Linked DNA regions of Homo sapiens: region 1 is linked to region 2. The links are chromatin contacts, found by POLR2A ChIA-PET in ENCODE. All regions are on one chromosome and are shown on one strand. The core of a region is the stretch at or near the end of the contact, and the rest is flanking DNA. Distances in the headings are between cores, read along the strand shown. Region 1 has its middle 50 kb from the start of MUC22. Region 2 has its middle 12 kb from the start of LINC02569.

Region 1 (2,744 bases), core at 52-2,551, 530 kb after region 2:
TCTCTACTAAAACTACAAAAAAGTTAGCCAGCCATAGTGGTGGGCACCTGTAATCCCAGCTACTTGAGAGACTGAGGCAGAGAATTGCTTGAACCCGGGAGGCAGAGGTTGCAGTGAGCTGAGATCGTGCCATTGCACTCCAGCGTGGGCAACAGAGCGAGACTCCATCTAAAAAAAAAAAAAAACAAAAGGCTTTTTTTTCCCCCTAAATGTCGTCCACATTTTTGGCAAGTATTGATCTCTAGTAGTCAGTGTCAGGATCTGAAGAAAACAGTGACATCTAGCAGACTCCCAGAGCCAGGGAAACAGGCTGGGCAGAAGTGATAAATTACAAACCACCAGGGTTAAGAGAAGAACAGAGTGTTAAAACCAAACCATTTTCTTCCTCCCTAGAAAGAGTGTTTCCTGCCTCCATTAAATCCATCCACCAGGGTTATTTATCATCCCCATGTCATGGACTACAGTACACCATAAAGAGGACCCCAGCAGTGACTACAGTTGGTTCTAGAAAAAGGAGACCCCTCATCCGCCTCTGCAAGACTATACAGCATGATGTGTATCCTCAGGCCTCCACTCCTCCGCCCTAGTCTGGAGCCCTGGGACCACCACATGAGGAAGGCAGCTGGCCCCTGGAATAAGCATGTGGAGGACACTCAGAAGGATGCCCATCTGCTCTGAGTGTCTCCTAATTCTGCCTGACCTTGGTTACTTCCTCTGGACAATCGCCTTTACCTATCTACCAGGTTTTGAGGAATTACACACAGCTCAGGTATAAGAGATATTCGGTAAGTCTGATCAAATCAATAAAGCAAATTTTATCTGTTTTTGTCTGGGACATATCTCTACATTCATTCATTTAACCAAAAAAAAAAAAAATGTTTTTTTTGAGACGAAGTTTTGCTCTTTTGCCCCGGCTGGAGTGAAGTGGCGCGATCTCAGCTCACTGCAACCTCTGCCCCCCAGGTTCAAGTGATTCTCCTGCCTCAGCCTCCCTAGTAGCTGGGATTACAGGCGCATGCCACCACGCCTGGCTAATTTTTGTATTTATAGTAGAGACAAGGGTTTCACCATGTTGGCCAGGCTGGTCCCGAACTCTTGACCTCAGGTGATCCACCCGCCTTGGCCTCCCAAAGTGCTAGGATTACAGGCATGAGCCACCGCACCTGGCCTTAACAAAATATTTATTCAGTGCCTAGCATGAGCTCAACACTCTACGTCTCCCAGTCTGTCTATCTCAGTCTACCTGTAAGCTGAAGGATACAACTTATCTCTTAAGAGGACTATGCCCGCGTTCTCCTACCACCCAGGCCAAAGGGTCACATTTACAGGATGTAGTCAACTGGTCATTCAGCAAGTATGTATGAGCACCTGTGTGGGACTGGCCACCGTAGCAAATAAATGAGTCTCATCTTAGTCAATCGCGGTGTGAAATGAGGACACGAAGTCCAGACCTAACCTCTAAGAGAAAAGCCCTGCCTGATAGAAGAAGAGATTTGTCCTTACTTAATGCAAATGCACCATATTCATGCACCTATGAATGATGGCTAAGACCACAGACAAGGCCGGGGCATTGGATATAACAGCTCTGTGAGGAGCTCAGGACAAAAACCAAAGAATCAAAGATATGTGAAGACAGTTGATTATTGTTTGCTCACTACTGATGCCACTATGAGCAGCATCACCACCAGTGTTAAATAATGGAATTGTAGTATTATGATACAGAGTCGGAAACACGGAATAATAAATTAAAATACTAAAGTGAAAAAATTGGATTGATTAAATAAATATTAAACCAATATTTCTCAGACTTATGTGATAAACACCTTTAAAGGAAAAGATACATATATATTTTTGAGACAGAGTCTCATTCTGTTGCCCAGGTTGGAGTCCAGTGGTGCGATCTTGGCTCACTGCAACCTCCACTTCCTGGGTTCAAGCGATTCTCCTTCCTCAGCCTCCGAGTAGCTGGGATTACAGGCGTGCACCACCATGCCTGGCTAATTTTTGTATTTTTAGTAGAGATGGAGTTTCACCATGTTGCCCAGGCTGGTCTTGAACTCCTGACCTCAGGTGATCCACCCGCCTTGGCCTCCCAAAGTGCTGGGATTACAGTGTGGGCCACCGTGCCTGGCTGGAAAAGAGATTTTTTGAGAACTCGCCATGTTGGCTTAAACGTAAATATATATGAAACAGAAAATGAAGTATAAACTCCTTATGCTTATAGCTCTACTGTTCCAATAACGTTAGAAGTAACAGCAGTAGTTTAATGTAATGCATGATATTTCTTTACTGAAGAATTCTTCGCTCCAACATTAATATTGTAGTGATTGCTACAGCCTAGTTTCTCAAATCTCATTTGCCACTTGATGTTTTCCTTCTTTCATGGATCGTCTCTGTACAAGCTCTCTCAAGACCTTCAGTCTCTCAGTCAGCTGCGGGATTATTGGGCCCTTAATGCAAATGCACCGTTTAAATTTTAAGACAGTTCTCGTTCTACTCTTGTTAGGCTGTGCAATTGTAAAGACTAATCATTTCTATTAGCTTTATGTTGGTTTTATATTGGTCATCAATAGAATCCAGGAAATGCTTATATTATGGGGATTTTCAAGATTATTACCTGAAGGAAAACGTGACAGAAACAGCTCTAGTCTCCCCTTCCCTTACACTTGGAGAACCTGAGTTTTGGGGGTGATGGTAATGTGCCCAGCTGAAGAAAACCATTTCCCAAATCCCCAATTTCCCGG
Region 2 (2,700 bases), core at 41-2,540:
AGGGAACATCACACACCGAGGCCTGTGGGGGGGTTGGGGGTTAGGGAAGGGATAGCATTAGGAGAACTACCTAATGTAAATCACCAGTTGATGGGTGCAGCAAACCACCATGGCACAGGTATACCTATGTAACAAACATGCATGTTGTGCACATGTACCCCAGATCTTAAAGTATAATAAAATAAAAAATAAAAAAAATCTTCCCTACTTTTTAAACTGTATGTTGCTTTGTAGCAATACATTATGCACATTATAAAGTGTTTTAATTAGAAATTTTAGAAGATATGATAAAGAAAAATAATTTAAATAACAATTTTTATTCAAAATACAAATAATAGGGCTGGGCGCGGTGGCTGACGCCTGTAATCCTAGCACTTTGGCAGGCCGAGGCGGGCAGATCACGAGGTCAGGAGTTCAAGACCAGCCTGGCCAACATGGTGAAACCCTGTCTCTACTAAAAATACAAAAAATTAGCTGGGCGTAGTGGCGGGTGCCTGTAATCCCAGCTACTCGGGAGACTAAGGCACAAGAATCGCTTGAACCCGGGAGGCGGAGGTTGCAGTGAGCCGAGATCGCACCACTGCACTCCAGCCTAGGCGACAGAGTGAGACTGTGTCTCAAAAAAGAAAAAAAAAGAAAAGAAAAGAAAAAGAAAAAAGAATATTTTGCCCTTATAACATTATTAATTATATACTTTCAAGTGAGAGCAATATGACTAATTATGCTTAATTATTTTTGAAAATGATGCTTTAACAATTTGTAATGCAGACATTTGATGGTCTGGTTCTATGTTGAGTTCATGTTGATACTTGGTCTTAAGGACAGTTAGAGCTGATAAAAATAACTTGTGCATAGACCAGGCGCGGTGGCTCACGCCTGTAATACCAGCACTTTGGGAGTCTGAGGCGGGCGGATCACGAGATCAGGAGATGGAGACCATCCTGGCTAACACGGTGAAGCCCCGTCTCTATTAAAAATACAAAAAAAATTAGCCAGGTGCGGTGGCAGGCACCTGTAGTCCCAGCTACTTGGAAGGCTGAGGCAGGAGAATGGTGTGAACCTTGCAGTGAGCCGAGATCACGCCACTGCACTACAGCCTGGGCAACAGAGCGAAACCCCGTCTCAAAAAAAAAAAAAAAGAAAGAAAAAAAAAAGAAATAACTTCTGCACACATCATAACATTCATACATAATGAATCATTGATATACTCATTAAAATGTGACTCATCCAGGAAAATCCCATCCCTAAATTATTTAAAGTTTTTGTTTTCCCTCAGCTACTATTTCTGTTCTACCTTATGCAAACTAATGAGAAACCATTGTCCCAAGACTGGTGGCCTCCTGGCATGGTTGTGCAACAGCTGTTGTCAAACTCCAGAGTCTAAAGTGCACCACGAAAGCCAGATGGCAGGCCAGATCCAGCCTCCCTGCTAAATGAAATGTTCACTGGCCAGGGAGAAACAACCACGTGGAAAATTAAATAAACCCATGACATTTGTAGCCAGCAGCTCGGGTGTTTTGTAGGGTTTTCCCTGAGAAGTGGGGACTAATCGCATGAATCACTTTTTTTTTCTTTTTAGAGTCTTATCTATTTGTGAATAAATGTTTCCAATTAAAGCATTGCTACTAAGCCTCAGTTTTCTCACCTCTACCATGGAGTTAAAATGTCTACTTCACACTGTCCATAAAAGAATTAAGATGGCCGGGCGCGGTGGCTCACGCCTGTAATCCCAGCACTTTGGGAGGCCGAGGCGGACGGATCACGAGGTCAGGAGATCGAGACCATCCTGGCTAACACAGTGAAACCCCGTCTCTACTAAAAATATGAAAAACTAGCCTGGCGTGGTGGTGGACGCCTGTAGTCCCAGCTACTCAGGAGGCTAAGGCAGGAGAATGGCGTGAACCCAGGAGGCGGAGCTTGCAGTGAGCCTAGATTGTGCCACTGCACTCCAGCCTGGGCGACAGAGCAAGACTCCGTCTCAAAAAAAAAAAAAAAAAAAAAAAAAAAAAAAAAAAAAGCCAGGCATGGTTGGTGGCTCACACCTGTAATCTCAGAACTTTGGGAAACAGGCAGGATCACTTCAGCCCAGAAGTGTGGGACCAGTCTGGGCAACATAGTGAGATCCTGTCTCTTAAAAAAAAAAAGAAAAGAATCAAAATAAAACAAGAAAACAAAAACACAGAACAAGTGCATCATCATAGTGGTGACAATTTTTAGGAAACTTTTTTTGTTTTTTTCTGTGTGAACCTAACTCATCTAATAAGGGAGTGTGTGAACATTTCCATGTTGGTCCATTTTTTATGTGCCTAAATGGACAAAGTCACCCAGGACCTGGCTGCTGGACTCATCCTTAGGAAGAATAAAGAAAAAGGAAGTTTATCTCTAGCATCTTTCTCTTGCCCTTGTTTTCTTCCTGGCCACAGTCATGCCCTGGATTTCAGTGTCTCTAAACATCTAGCAGCCTCTCACCCAGCATAACCCCTGTTGAGGTCCAGGGCACGATGGTGGGAGTGGGTGCAGAAGAGACAGAGAGACCACTGGTTTGAGTGTCTAGGGTTTGGGTCCTCAGGAAGAACTTGGCCCGGCGCGGTGGCTCACGCCCGTAATCCAAACACTTCGGAGACCGAGGCGGTTGGATCACCTGAGGTCAGGAGTTTGAGACCAGCCTGGCCAACATGGTGAAACAACGTCTCTACTAAA

Evidence for each region. ChIA-PET counts read pairs that join two places held with the same protein, here RNA polymerase II (POLR2A).
Region 1: POLR2A ChIA-PET joins it to region 2 with 10 read pairs in WTC11. The contact joins two enhancer-like sites. POLR2A ChIA-PET finds 5 or more read pairs at or near these places in 4 of 52 experiments (WTC11, activated B cell, activated CD4-positive, alpha-beta T cell and 1 more).

The regions. Positions count from the first base shown.
Region 1 is chr6:31,059,015-31,061,758 of GRCh38, forward strand. It overlaps the pseudogene HCG22. Among named protein-coding and RNA genes, the nearest start is that of MUC22, 50 kb to the left of the region's middle. Within about 2 kb of position 1,302, at least 2 of the 41 ENCODE cell types and tissues checked have a DNase peak (open chromatin) inside an H3K27ac peak, as active enhancers do.
Region 2 is chr6:30,526,786-30,529,485 of GRCh38, forward strand. No RefSeq gene overlaps it. Among named protein-coding and RNA genes, the nearest start is that of LINC02569, 12 kb to the left of the region's middle. Within about 2 kb of position 1,291, at least 22 of the 41 ENCODE cell types and tissues checked have a DNase peak (open chromatin) inside an H3K27ac peak, as active enhancers do.